Regions from separate parts of the Homo sapiens genome. Here region 1 is linked to region 2. Evidence: read pairs that join two places in POLR2A ChIA-PET (ENCODE). Cell type or tissue: OCI-LY7. All regions are shown on one strand.

Region 1 (8,000 bases), 150 kb before region 2:
ACTGGAAGAAGACAAGAATGCCTAGTCCCACCACTCCTATTTAACATAGTAGTTAAAGTCTTTTGCCAGAGCAATCAGGCAAAAGAAAGAAAAAAAAGGCATCCAAATAGGAAAAGAAAAAGTCAGACTATCTCTCTTCATCAACTGTATGATTCTATATCTACACAATCCAAAGAACTCCACCAAAAGGCACTTGGAACTGATAAATGACTTCAGTAAAGTTTTAGGATACAAAATCAATGTACAAAAATCAGTAGCATTTCTATACACCAATAATGTCCAAGCTGACAGCCAAATCAAGAACATAATCCCCTTTACAACAGCCACAAAAAATACAATACCTAGTTATACAGCTAACCAAGGAGGTGAAAGATCTCTACAAGGAGAACTACAAAACACTGCTGAAAGAAATCATAGATGACACAAACAAATGGAAAAACATTCCATGCTAATGGACTGGAAGAATCAATATCATTAAAATGGCCATGCTACTGAAGCAATCTATAGGATCAACATTTTTCCAGTCAAGCTACTAATATCATTTTTTTTACAGAACTAGAAAAAACTATTCCAAAATTCATGTGGAACCAAAAAAGAGCCTGAATAGCCAAAGCAATCCTAAACAAAAAGAACAAAGCTAAAAGCATCACATTACCCAACTTCAAACTATACCATAAGGCCACAGTAACCAAAATAGTGTCATACTGGGGGAAAAAAAAAAGACAAATAGACCAAAGGAACAGAAGAAGAACTCAGAAATAAAGCCAAACACAGAAATAAAGCCAAACACAGAAAGCCATCTGATCTTTGACAAAGTCAACAAAAATAAGCAATAGGGAAATGACTTCCTATTTAATAAATGGATAGTGGGCTAGCCATATGCAAAAGAATGGCTAGCTAGGATAGTGGGCTAGCCATATGCAAAAGAATGATCTGTACCTATGCCTTTCACCATATACAAAAATTAACTCAAGATAGATTAAAGACTTAATTGTAAGACCTCAAATTATAAGAATACCAGGAGAAAACCTAGAAAACAACATTCTGGATATTGGCCTTGGAGAAGAATTTATGACTAAGTTTTCAAAAGCAATTGCAACAAAAACTGACAAGTGGAAGCTAATTAAACTATAGAGCTTCTGCACAGCAAAGAAACTATCAACAGAGTAAACAGACAACCTATAGAATGGCAGAAAATATTTGCACACTATGCATCTGACAAAGGTTTTATATTCAGAATCTGTAAGAAACTCAAACAATTATTTAGGCAAAAACCAAAAAGCCCCATTAAAAATGGGCAAAAGATATAAACATACACCTCTCAAAAGAAGACATATGAGTGGCCAACAAACATATGAGAACATAGAACTACCATTTGACATTGCAATCCCATTACTGGGCATACATCCAAAGGAAAATAAATGCTACCAAAAAGACATGCACTGATATGCGCTTCTCAGCAACACTGACAATAGGAAAGACATAGAATCAACCTAGGTGCCCATCAATGGTGGACTGGATAAATAAAATGTGATACATATACACCATGGAATACTACACATTCATAAAAAAAATAAAATCATGGCTGGGTGCAGTGGTACATATACACCATGGAATACTACATTTTCATAAAAAATAAAATAAAATCATGCCTGGGCGCAGTGGTACATATACACCATGGAATACTACATATTCATAAAAAATAAAATAAAATCATGCCCGGGCGCAGTGGCTCACACCTGTAATCCCAGCACTTTGGGAGGCCGAGGCGGGTGGATCACCTGAGGTCAGGAGTTTGAAACCAGTCTGGCCAACATGGCAAAACCCCGTCCCTACTAAAAATACAAAAATTAGCCGGATGTGGTGGCAGGTGCCTGTAATCACAGCTACTCGGGAGGCTTAGGCAGGAGAATCTCTTGAACTTGGGAGGCAGAGGTTGCAGTGAGCCAAGATCACACCATTGCACTCCAGCCTGGGCAACAAGAGTGAAACTCTGTCTCAAAAAAAAAACAAAAACAAAATTATGCCCTATGCAGCATCATGTATGCAGCTGGAAGTCATTATCCTAAGCAAATTAATGCAGGAACAAAAAACCAAATACCATTTGTTCTCACTCATAAGTGAAAGCTAAACAATAGGTGCTCATGGACATCAAGGTGGCAATAATGGACACTGGGGAATTCTAGAGGGGGCACAGCAGAAAAGGGCACAGGCTGAAAAACCAACTATTGGGTCCTAAGCTCAGTACCTGGGTGATGCAATCAATCATACCCCAAACCTCAGCATCACACAATATATCCAGGTAATAAACCTGCATATGTACTTCCAAGTCTAAAATAAAAGTTAAATTATACCAAAAAAACTAAGCTCAAAAAGAAAAAGATGTCTTCTGCCCATTAAAAAAACAAGTAAATAAAGAATATGAGAATCATCCTATATCAGAAATCTATACTAATATAATTTATCATATTCATAGATTAAAGAAGACATACCTTACAATTATCTCAATTAATGCAGGAAAAAGCATTCACTAAAATTCAGCCTACACCTGTGACTTTAAAAATTAACAAAAACTAGGAAACTTCCTTAACTCAACAAAGAAAATCTAGCAAAATACCTACCAGGAACATCATATTAATGATGTAATATTGATAGCATTTTCTTTAAAGCCTGGAATTAAACAAAAATGCCTTCGGTTCATTGCTTCCATTTAACAATATACTGCAGAGCCTAACCAGTGTAGTCAGTGTAGTAAGTAAATCTGTAGAATAACTCCTTAGTCTAATGAGAGAGTTTAGGAAGATTTCTAGATGCAGGCTCAACATAAACAAAAATTAATAGCTAAATCAAGGAGGCAAGTTGAAATCTTTACAGTAATCGCTAAAAACATAGAAAAGGAGTACATGACTTTCAAGGTAATGACAGAAGGTGAGAAGGAAAGAATTATATTATTAAAATTCAATCAAACCAAAATGAAAGTCAGTAAGAATATAGAAGAGTTAAATAAAATAATTAACAAATAGATATACATAGAACACTGTTCTCAACAATGCATAATACATGTTCTTTACAAATGTACAGAAAAAATTTGACCAAACATCGACCAAATTCTGGGCCAAAAAGCAAGTCTAAACAAATTTCAAAGAAGTGAAAAAAATACATATGTTCTGTGTCCACAATACAGCATAACCAGAAATCAAAAACTTAAAGATCAATACAAAATTCTCATATGTTTGGAAATAAGGAAGTATACTTGTACATAACTCATGGGTCAAAAAAAAAAACAAGCATAGTCAAAGTTGGAAAATAGTTTGAACTAAGTAAAATGAAAACACTACAAATAAAAATTTATGGGATGAAGCTAAAGCAATTCTTAGAGGAAAATTTATAGCCTTAAATGCTAAATAGAAAAGAGAACGGCCAACACTCTAAGAATTACCCATCTCAAGAAGTCAGGAAAAGAACAAATTAACCCAAGGAGTACAGAAGAAAACACTAAATATAATAATAATTGATGAAATAAAAAATAGAGAACACCAATAAGGCCCAAAATTTGTTACTTTTGAAAAACTAGTAAAATTGATAAATCCCTGGTGAGACTAATCAAAAGAAAAAAGGGGAGAAGGTACCAAGTAAGCAATGTAAGAAATAAAAAAGGGAACACCTCTGTAGACATCAAAATGTTTAAATGATATGGTGAACAATTTGATGTCAGGACATTTGGAAAGTTAGATTAAATGGAAAATCACTGGGAAAACTATAACCTACCAAAATGGGCAAAAGAAATAAAATTATAAAAAATTCTATATATGGAATTGAGTCATAATTTAAAAACTTCTCTCCAGAGAAAACTCTAGGCCAATGTGGCTTCACCGGTGAATTTCACTTTACACTTAAGAAGAAAAAAAATCAACATGCATAAATTCACCCAGAGAATAAAAAAAGAGAAAATGAAATCTAACTCATTTTACAAAGCCAAGATTTGAAAAAACTATGAGAAAGGAAAATTATAACCAATTGCCCTGATGACATGAATTTGAAAATCCTAAATATTAACAAACAGAATCCCGCAATTTAATAATAAAATAATTTAATAATTATTTCATAAAATAATATAGTACAACTGAATTACATTTGTTCCAGAAATAAGTTGGTTTACCACTTAATCAATCAATGTAATTAACCACATTTATTTATAGGATAAAGGAGAAAAATTATCATCTCAAAGATTCAGAAAAATCTGAAAAAATTCAACACATTCATGATTGAAAAAAAAAAAACTCTTAGCAAACTAAATGATTTTCTTTTTTCTTTCTTCCTTTTTTTTTTTTTTTTGTTTTGTTTTTTGAGACAGTCTCACTCTGTCATCCAGGCTGGAGAACAGCAGTGCAATCTTGGCTCACTGCGACCTCTGCCTCCTGGGTTCAAGCGATTCTCGTGCCTCAGCTGGAGTAGTTGGGATTACAGGCATGTGTCACCACACCCGGCAAATTTTTGTATTTTTAGTAGAGACGGGGTTTCACCATGTTGCCCAGGCTGATCTTGACCTCCTAGCCTCAAGTGATCTGCACCCCTGGGCCTCCCAAAGTGCTGGGATTACAGGTCTAAGCCATGGCGCCCAGCCGAGGAATTTCTTAATCTGATAAATGGTAGGTAACACACACACACACACACACACACACACACACACACTCGTAAAGCAATTGGAGAGACATGGAAAGCTTTTCCTTTGAGAATGGAACTGTACGTTGATGGTTGCTATTGCCACTTCTAATTCTACACTGTACTGAATGTTCTAGCCACTGCTAAAGGAGAGAAATGACTGAAATGGAGAAAATACAATTTGTTATTTTTATATGATATAATCATGTAACATAAAATCCAAAATAATCTATTGATAAATTCATAGAACTAATAAGTGAGTTTAGGGTAGGCACGGTGGCTCAGGCCTGTAGTCCTAGCACTTTGGGAGGTGGAGGCTGAGGCTGGCAGATCACTTGAGCCCAGGAGTTTTGAGACCAACCTGGGCAACAGGGCAAAACCCCGTCTCTACAAAAAGGTCAAGAAATTAGCTGGGCATGATGGCACCTGCCTGCAGTCTTAGTTACTTGAGAGGCTGATATGGGAGGATCGCCTGAGCCCAGGGAGGTTGAGGCTGCAGTGAGCCATGATCATGCCACTGCACTCCAGCCTGGGTGACAGAATGAGACCCTGCCTCAAAAAAAAAGAGTGAGTTTAGTAAAGTTGCTAATTGCAAGATTAATAAATAAAGTGAACTGCATTTAAAACAACAAAAAAACATTTAGATAATAAACATTTTAAAAGTATATAATTTAAATAACCACAAAATATCAAATATCTAGGAATAAATATCACCAAAAATATGCAAGCTTTCTATACAGAAAATGAGAAAGCATTGTAAAGAGAAATTGAAGAGGACCTAACTAAATGAGAGAATACTTCTGTTCATGGGTTGGATGAGTCAATATTGTGAAGATTCAATTCTCCCCAATCTATAAATTCAACGCAATCCCAAACAAATTTCTATCAGTTGTGTGTAACTTGACTAGTTGATTCCCAAATTTATATGGAAATGTAGATGGCCTAAAATACCCTAACAACTGTGAAGAAAAAGATGATTGTGCTCACATGACTGGAAATGAGGACTTGTTAGAAAGCCACAGTAAGATAGTTGTGCTATTGGCACACAGATGAAAAATCAATGCACAGAATAGAAAGGTTAGAAACAGATTCATGTTCTGCAGGGTAGTAAAGAAATGAAAATATTCTCAACTAGTGTGCTGGAATAATTGGATAGCCATATATGGAAAAAGATTAAACCTGACGCCTTCCTCACACCACACACATAAACCAATTTTAACAGGAATGAACCTTCTAGAAGAAAATATAGTAGTAAAATATCCTTTAAACTCAAGGAAAATTTTCTGAATCAGGACACAAAAACACAAACTTTATAAAGGGAAAGCATGATACACATGATGGTAATACAACTAAGAACTTCTGTTAACCAAAAGATACTCCTAAGAGAGAAAAAAGGCAAATTATAGAGCAGAAAAGCTTTCTTGAAATACATATATGGCCAATAACAGAAATTGAAATCAGAATACATAAAGAACTCCTACAAATCAAGAGAAAAAAGACGAATAATCCAGGAGAAAAATGGGTAAGAAAATTAAAAAGTTACTTTGCAAAAAAGGATATCCAAATACTTAATAATCTTAAGAAAACATCCTCAATCTTATTAGTAATTATAGAAATGCAAATGATCACCACCATAAAATGCCATCACACAAACACCCAATGGCTAAAAATAAAAATACTCAGAATTGCAAGTATTGGGGAAGATATAGAACGCCTGGAGTGTACAAGTGGAGTAAAAATTGGTACAACTGTTTTAGAAAACAGGTAACATTATCAAGTAAAGTTCAAGACTCATTACCCTAAGACAGAACAATTTTAGTCCAAGGTACATACTCAACAAAAATATGGCCACATGTGCAACAAGAAACGTGTATTTTTAAAAGCAGCATTATTGGGCTGGGTGCAGTGGCTCATACCTGTAATCCCAGCAGTTTGGGAGGCCGAGGCAGACAGATCACTTGAGGTCAGGAGTTCAAGACCAGCCTGGCCAACATGATGAAACCCCATCTCTATTAAAAATACAAAAACTAGCTGGGTGTGTTGGTGGGCGCCTGTAATCCCAGCTACTTGGGAGGCTCAGGCACGAGAATTGCTTGAACCCAGGAGGCAGAGGTTGCAATGAACTGAGATCGTGCCACTGCACTCCAGCCTGTGTGACAGAGTGAGACTTTATCTCAAAAAAAAAAAAAAAATCAGCATTATTTATCACAGTAAAAATTGGAAACAACCCAAATGTAATAGAAAAAAAGAGATTCCATTTGCAGTCACAGTTTGTGTAGGAATGAATTTTTGAAAAGATGTGCAAACACATGATGAAGAAAAGTATAAAATATTATTAAAGAATGAACAAGATGATTCACATGTACAACTCAATATTGCAAAGTTGTCAGTTCTCTCAAGTTAATCTATAAATTCAATGTAGTTCCAATAAAAATCCTAAATGTGTTTTATTATGGCACTTGAAAAAATGATTTTAAAATTGAATGTAATAATAAAGTTCCAAGAAGAGCAAGACAATTCTGCCTTTATCAAACTATATTATAAGGCCACAATAATTACAAAAGTGGTATAGAGAACTTAGAAACAGTTTTGAATACTTACAGAAACTTGGTATGTGACTGAGAGGGATTACAAATTAATGGAGAACCAAATAGCATGCAATTGATGGTGTTAGCACAATTGGCTATCCATATGAAAAAAAAACTTCCCCCAACTTCCAATTAGATTAAAGACTCAAATATTAAAAATGAAACTTGAATATTTTTGAAGAAATGTGGAATATCTTTACTAAATCAGTATAGGGGTGAATTTCTTAAACATGATAGAAAGGCATGAAATACATACACATACATAGATGAACACATTTTACTACATTCAAAATTACAAACTTCTCTCTGAGCACAATGGCTCATGCCTGTAATCCCAGCACTTTGAGAAGCTGAGGTGGGTGGATCATTTGAGTCCAGGAGTTCAAGACCAGTCTGGGCAACACAGCAAGACCCTGTCTCTACAAAAAATACAAAAATTAGCCAGGCATGGTGGTGCTTGCATGTAGTCCTACCTACGCAGAGGGCCCGAGGTGGGAGGATCACTTGAGTCCCAGAAGGTTAAAGCTGCAATGAGCTGAGATTGTGCCACTGCACTCCAGCCTGGGTGACAGAGCGAGACCATGTCTCAAAACAAAACAAAAATTTACAAACTTTTGCACAACAAAATAAATCACAATCAAATTTAAAAGGCAACACATTGGGAGAATATACTTATAATACTAAGAAAAATTGGCGGTGAGATTCTTTGAAGAACTCCTATAAATCAATATAAAATATTTTTACTATCAT
Region 2 (8,000 bases):
TAAAGCTGGTAGGAAATACATCAGGTCTTTTACATTATTTCAATATTCAGTGTTCATTGACTAGTGGAGGGCAATATAGAAATGCACTAAGCAAAACTACCAGTTTAAGTTACCTCTTATGACAATGAGTAAGACTAAGATATTTAATATTGAAAGTATATGGAGGATTATTGTAATTATTTACCCAGATAGTTCAAGGGAAAAATTCACTTTCGCCTCTATTAGGTGAATATTCAGGATAAGACTTTTGGACTTTTATTTTTCTACTTTACTGTATTTTCTTTATAGCATGTATTAGTAATCACTTAATGGAACCTAATATCAGGGTTGAAGAATCTGCTCAGAATTTGTTTAGCTCAGTGTAAATGTCCAGAAATTTTACCTTCAATATAATCTCTTTAAAAATATATTACTTTGGCCAGGTGCAGTGGCTCACACCTGTAATCCCAGCACTTTGGAGGCTGAGGTAGGTGGAATGCCTGAGCTCAGGAGTTCAAGACCAGCCTGGGCAACATAGTGAAATCCCGTCTCTACTAAAAATACAAAAATTAGCCGGGCTTGGTGGTGTGTGCCTGTAGTCCCAGCTACTCGGGAGGCTGGGGCAGAATTGCTTGAACCCGGGAGACGGAGGGTGCAGTGAGCTGAGATCGCACCACTGCACTCCAGCCTGGTGACAGAGCGAGACTCTGTCTCAAAAAAAAAAAAAAAAAAATGTGTTACTTTACAGTGGAGAAACATAATAGATGCTAACTCAGCTAAGTGATCAAGGTTAACATCAACAGCTAAGAGAAGCCTAAAGTTTGAGAGACTGTCACAACTAAGAAGAGTCCTGATGATGGCATATACCTTTGATATCATGTGATAAGCATGGCACTTTACCTTTGTGTTCTTCCAAAAACCAAAAACCCATGTCTAGTCATGAGGAAAACATCAGACAAATCTCCACAGAGGGACATTCCACGAAATACCAGTTTATTTCTCAAAACTGTCATCAAAAACAAGGAAGCTTTCAGAACTGTCACAACTAAGAGAAGCCTAAGGAAACATGACAACTAAATGTAATGTGGTGGGATCCTGGGACAGGAAAGGGACATCAGGTTAAAAACTAAGGAAATCTGAATAAAGTATGAACTTAATGACCAATACTGGTTTATTAATTTTGACAGATGTCCCATAGGTCTGTAAGGGACCTTTCTATTTACAGTTTTTCTGTAAATATAAAACTACTCTAAAATTAAAGTTTTCATGGACACATTACTATTTTAAATTTTACTTTTATTGTAAACATTTTTATTTTTTCTTAGAGTCAGGGTCTCACTTTGTTGCAAAGACAGATCTGGAACTCCTGGGCTCAAGTGATTCTCTCGCCTTAGTCTCCCAAAGTGCTGGGGTTACAGGTGTGAGCCACCATGCCTGGCCCGTTACCACCTTTTATTAAGTTTTTATTTTCATTGTAAAATTGTTAAAGAAAATCATACTACCTTAATATTGAAAAGTGTTTTCTAATTGTCAATCTCTTATATCTTAGTCTTAGGCCTATAACTCATTTATATATTTAGCAAATAACTTGATATTATTTCTGTCCTTGGGAATGTTGTTTTATTTCCTTTGGAAATAAAATTTTCAAATGACTTCTCTTATTTAAACTTTAATTTTAACCTACAATTGTATATCTATCTATCTATGTATGTCATTGAAAGAAACATTTCTATAGATTTGAGGTGATGGTGAACTGCAAGTAGTGATTTGGGATCACATTATTGAGCAAAGCAATAACATTGATATAGTGTTCCATCTTAAAATATGATTGTATGTTCTGATGAATAGCTAAATCAGATGTTTATTGTATGTTTTGGAAAAAAATAGGGGAAAGTGCATTAAAATGACATTTAATACAAGCATAAAATAACAATTATTGTGTTGAAGAACTCTGATAAAATAATGTCACATTTTATTCTTTCCACGTTTATTTAATGCTCATAGCCATCCTGATAATTATTTTATTTGTCATTTGCAGATGAGAAAATGAACTCAGAGAAGATAAACGATTTGCCCAAAGTCGCATGAGACAGAAATGTAACTTGAAATCAAATTTGTAATTTTAAGTTCCTGATGTTTTTACACTACGCTCCCTAAGTGCATCTGTGAACACACATTTCCATTAGTAAGCATTGTATGTGGCATTCTTTTAATACAGCAATAAGAGCTAGATCTTTAGAAAGGAAATGTATCCAAGCTTAGGATAGAAACACAATCTGTTTATTATTCTAAAATGTTTATTTCTAACTGTTTAAAAGCTGTTATGCAGTGATAGCAGTTAGGTATAAGTCAACAGTTTTAAAATTCTAAAATTTCTGAAATGAGATTTAATATGAGAAATAATGAAGGAAGAATGAATTTCACATTGCACATATGACATATTTAAAAATATTACATTTGGTTATTGTCATCAATGCTTGATAGTGTTCCTTTTCCCTACTCATCTTAGAGCTTTTATCATAGGAATAAAATCAATTCCCAAACTGGGACCTTCTATCAGTTAGGGCAACATTTTCCTTTTGTAGTGTTTTCATTAGAGTCAAAGTCTTGAACATCCCCTGGAATTCATCTGAAAAGATGTTACTTGGGGCTGGAGAGAACTATACATGTGAGGATTAGGAGCCAACAAATTTCTGTTGATCACCTCTCTAACTCAAGAATTCTCTAGCTCGAGAATCAAGACTGACCTCTTTTGGTGATAGTACAGAAATGTAATCTTCATATATCATTCTAGCCTTTTCTCTTTTCTTTGATTACTTTTTTGTTCTGTTCTTTCTTTAAGTCTTCACAGGCAATCCAGAAAAGTAGGTTCTCTTTGTTGTATTCTGTTCAGAGGAACTCTCTGAAAAGGTTTCTTCCTGCTGGGGCCTTCATCATCTTGTCAAAATTTTGAGACCAGGGCAAGACTTCCTCTGCAGTGGGGTTTTGGCATTCCTCTAGGACCTGGATACTCTCCATTTTTGTAGTGTGTGTGGTTCTTCCTGCATTTTCCCCTTTCTTCATTCCTAACAGTGAGGCAGGAGCAGCTGCAACAACAGCACCAACAAAAGCAACAGATGTTGTTGGGCCTCTGGTTTCCAGGCGCTTGAGACACAGCAGGTGTTCCTTCATTTTGGGACTGCTGCCTTTTTCACATTTCAGCTACAAGACCCAATTAGCCAGTTGCCTGCAGGTGTGGGCAGTGCACCGATGGGTCTGGGGGGAGCGGGGCTGGGCGGCTCTGTCCTCTAGCGGAGCCCGTTTGCTACTATCCGCCCAACTTAAGCACCCAGCGGGCGAGGAACTAGTTTTTATTTATTTTTTAGAGACAGGGTCTCGTTGTTGCCCAGGCTGGAGGGCAGTGGCATGATCCTTGCTCACTATGGCCTCAAACTCCTGGCCTCAAGTGATCCTCCCGCTTCAGCCTCCTGAGTAGCTGGGGCTATAGGTGTGTACTACCACACCTGACTAATTTTTTATAATTTCTTTTGTAGAGAAGGGGTCTCATCATCTTGTTGAGGCTGATCTCAAACTTCTGAGCTCAAGCAATCCTCCCGTCTAGGCCTCCCAAAGTGCTGGGATTATAGGCATGAAACACTGCACCTGGCCGGGTTCTTTAATTTAAATTAGGCATTTTTTAATTGAGGGGGAGTAAGCAGAGGGAAGTGCCCAGGACGTTATCAAAAGTATAGTTTTATTTTTATGTAAATAAAGCACAAATCGATTTTTTTTTTGTATAGGATGTCTCAATCAAACTTCTGGTGACTTAAGCAAACCTGAAACAGGTTTTGGCAACTTGATCAAGGTCACCTTAGCTTCAACCATGCTAATAATAAAAAAAAAAAATCAATATGATCAAACTAAACAGACTGACTTTTCTATGTGTTTGCCTTTTTGCTGACAACCAGGTGAAAAGTTCCAGGACTCTGAAGGCAGGGCCACAATTACTCACTACCCAAACCTGAAATTCCAGTTCTTTCACATAGTTCTTCACTTCCCATCATTGGCCACTTGGACTAACCTGGTATCAGAATACACTGATACCAGGGTAGCATTTATAGCACCCTGCAGAACAGCCAAACAGACTGAATACCTAGACCTGTCCATACCTGTGGTCTCAAGTTTAACTCTTTTTTTGAGCATGTTCTGAAAACAAAGAGAATTCAAAATCAAAAGAGAAATATCAGCCAGGTGCAGTGGCTCATGCCTGTAATCCCAGGACTCTGGGAAGCCCAAGAGGGCAGATCACTTGAGGTCAGGAGTTCAAGACCAGCCTGGCCTACATGGTGAAACCTCGTCTCTACTAAAAATACAAAAATTACCTAGGCATGGTGGGGGGGTGCCTGTAATCCCAGGTACTTGGAGGCCGAGGCACGAGAATCACTTGAACCCAGGAGGTGGAAATTGCAGTAAGCTGAGATCGCACCACTGCCCTCCAGCCTGGGCAACAGAGCAAGACTCAGTCTCAAAAAGAAAGAAATAAACAAGCGAAATATCTAACAGTTATGAGATACTGTTTTAATTCTGTTCATTAAAAAGAAAACATAAACATGCTAAAACGTCTTTATCAGCAAAACCTGTTCAGGCAGTTAAAAAAATTTCTCTCTCCAACAAACAAGATTTAACTTGCAAGTAAACTGTTTCATTTCTGTGACCCTTTATTCTCCCAGTTAATACTTCCATTTTCTTAGAAAAGACATGCCCTAGTGCAATGGTTCCCCCATCTGAGAATACAGCAGATTCCCATTAGTAACTGTTTCATGCTGGCACTGATTGGGGGTGAAAAGCCAGGGATATGTTGTTTCAAAGTTCCCCAGGAGATTTTGCTACATGACACGCCTCCCCCACCTCCAATTCCCACACAGCATAACTCTCTTCTGGTAGAAACTGTATTCTGTTATAAGAAGTTTCACTCTTACACGGAGGCACACCAACAACTGAAAGCAAGATTTAAAGGTCATCTAAATCACTTCATGCTCATTATTAGGTGAAATGCTCTTTCATATATTTATTTGATCGGCCCTTACTACCTCTATTCTAGCCCCACTCCAGTGGCTCTTAAGCCTGGAGTAGGAGTCATTTACCAAAAGTGAAAATATGATCAACTTACTTCTCTGACAATTAATGGCTTCCATCACCTACAGGCAAAACTCCAAATGTATTAACAAGGCTAAAATAGCTCCTCATGATGTGGAAGGTGTGAGGAAATGGTAGTCAGATTTGTAAGACAGGATGTCTGAATACCTAGACTGGAGAAGTGAACGGAAATATTCTATGGATTGAGCTTAAAAATACACCTATAACCTATAGTAATCAAGACAGTGAGGTACTGGTGAAAGAACAAAATAGATCAATGGAACAGAATAGAGAGCACGGTTAATGGCACCACATAAATATAGTCAACCATCTTTGTCAAGGACAAAGGCAATACAATAAAGAAAAGAGTTTTTTCAACCAACAGTGGTAGAAAAACTGGATATCCACATTAAAAAAAAAAAAAAGAATCTAGACACAGACCTTATACCCTTCCCAGATATTAACTCAAAATGGATCGCAAACCTAAATGGAAAATAGGAAACAATAAAACTCCTAGAACATAGCATAGGAGAAAAATCTAGATGCATGTGGGTTTGGTGATGACTTTTTATAGATACCAAATGCAGGATTTATCAAAGGAAGAATTGATAAGCTGGACTTCATTAAAATTAAAAATTTTGCTCTGTGAAAGACAATGTCAAGAGAATGAAAAGACAAACCACAGATTAAAGGACTGTTATCTAAAATATGCAAGGACCTCTCAAAACTCAGAGAAAATAGCCTGATTTTAAAATGGGCCAAAGACCTTAACAGACACCTCAGCAAAGAAGATATACAGATTAGCATATGAAAAGAAGCCCCACACCATATGTCACTGGGGAAATGCAAACTAAAATGACAATGAGGTGTCACTACAAACCTATTAGAATGGCCAAAATCCAGAACACTGACAACACCAAAAGCAGGCAAGGATGTGGAACAATAGGAATTCTCATTCACTGCTGGTAGGAATGCAAAATGGTACACTTTGGAAGACAGTTTGGCAGTTTCTTACAAAACTAAACATACTCTTACACCATAGAGCTGTGCTCCTTGGTATTTACCCAAAGGAAGTAAAAACTTATGTCCACACAAAACCTGCACATGGATGTTTACAGCAGCTTTATTCATAATTGCCAAAACTTGTAAGCAACGAAGATGTCCTTCAGTAGGTGAATAAACTGTAGTGCATCCACATAATGAAATATTATTCAGCACTAAAGAGAAATAAGCTATCAAGCCACAAAAAGACATGTGGAAACTTAAATGCTTATTACTAAGTGACATTTGCCCAAACCCATAAAATGTACACCACCATAAGTGAACCCTAATGTAAACTATGAACTTCAAGTGACAAAGTGTCAGTGTAGGTTCATCAACTGTAACAAGTGCACCGCTCTGGTGCAGGTGATTAGCGAGAGGCTGATAACGGGGAGGCTATGCATGTGCAGGGGCAGGAGGTATATGGGAAATCTGTACTTTCCTCTCAATTTTACTGTGAATCTAAAATGGCTCTAAAAAATAAAGTCTTTTTTTTTTTTAAACTATAGCTCCAACACAATCTTAATACTCTTCACTATCATCTCAAAAACAACAATCCAGCAGTTCTGCATTTTATAGTTCCCCAACTTCCCCATCCCACTATTGAAGAAGCCGAAGTCAGCCCTGCCTTAATCTCACCAAGAACCCAATATATACTACCTCTTTCCAGGCCTTCTGTCTGTACTCACTGCCACCGAATCCAGACCTTTCCAACTACTCTCTGACAATCACAACCTTTTGTTCCTGTGACATTTTAGGATCCTCTTTCAAGTCACAGTGCAACCAGGTTTAAGGACATAATCTCCAGGGAAATAAACATTTCCATCTTTTCCCAAGTTACCAACACATTTGAAAGACTTTATGATTCCTTGTGCACAAAACTTCCTGCTCCCTGTGTGAGTGAAAAAAAACCCTGAATGATCTGTTTTCACAGTCTACCTCTTTTCTTCTTCATTTATTATTTTAATCTTTTTTTTTCTTTTGAGACGGAGTCTCACTCTGTTGCCCAGGCTGGAGTGCAGTGGTGCAATCTCGGCTCACTGCAACCTCCACCTCCTAGGTTCAAGCGATTCTTCTGCCTCTGCCTCCCGAGTAGCTGGGACTACAGGCACCCGCCACCACGCCAGGCTAATTTTTGTATTTTTAGTACAGACAGGGTTTCACAATATTGGCCAGGCTGGTCTCAAACTCCTTACCTTGTGATCCACCCACCTTGGCCTCCCAAAGTGCTGGAATTACAGGTGTGAGCCACTGCACCCGGCCATCTTTTTTCTTTTTTTTTAAGAGATGGAGTCTTGATATGTTGCCCAGGCTGGTCTCAAATTCCCAGGCTCAAGCATTCCTCCCACCTTGGCCTCCCAAGTGCTGGGATTACAGGTGTGAGCCACCACACTCAATATCCTCTTTTCTTCTTTAAATTACATAAAACGATTCTAAGTCAGCTTGGATATCATCAAAGAGTTCTGATGTTTCATGTCAGGATCTTTAAAATGAGATTCTTCCTACAATCATCTTTGTAACTGTCTGGCAATCATCTAAGCTTCTAAACTCAAATGAACCCAAAAAACAAGAAGCAGGCCAGGCGCAGTGGCTCATGCACATAATCCCAGCACTTTGGGAGGCCGAGGTGGTCAGATCACTTGAGGCCAGGAGTTTGAGACCAGCCTGGGCAAAAAGGTGAAACCTCATCTCTACAAAAATAAAAAAATTCGCTGGGTGTGGTGGAGCCTGCAGTCTCAGCTTACCCGTGAGGTTGAGGCGGGAGGATCACTTCAGCCCAAAAGGTGGAGGTTGCAGTTAGCTGAGATAGCATCACTGTACTCCAGCCTGGAAGACAGAGAGACCCTGTCTCAAAAAAACAAAAC

Evidence for each region. Peaks named below come from ENCODE experiments on the same cell type or tissue, not always from the same donor. Only the 100,000 strongest peaks of a DNase experiment are listed, where the experiment ranks them.
Region 1: POLR2A ChIA-PET joins it to region 2 with 13 read pairs; 2 of 35 experiments call an interaction of 5 or more read pairs at or near these places.

What each region holds. Positions count from the first base shown.
Region 1 is chr13:40,843,627-40,851,626 of GRCh38, forward strand. It overlaps the pseudogene TPTE2P5. Among named protein-coding and RNA genes, the nearest start is that of MIR621, 37 kb to the left of the region's middle. In OCI-LY7, no CTCF peak of the experiment used is centred here; no DNase peak of the experiment used is centred here.
Region 2 is chr13:40,990,158-40,998,157 of GRCh38, forward strand. The region is part of intron 1 of ELF1 (E74 like ETS transcription factor 1); the gene reads right to left. It also overlaps the pseudogene RGS17P1. Among named protein-coding and RNA genes, the nearest start is that of ELF1, 25 kb to the right of the region's middle. RefSeq lists enhancers at 2,734-3,275, 3,050-3,129, 3,276-3,816. In OCI-LY7, CTCF peaks have their summits at 2,718, 2,921, 3,132 and 4,130; DNase peaks (open chromatin) are centred at 2,733 and 3,174; H3K4me3 peaks cover 5,870 bases; H3K27ac peaks cover 7,939 bases.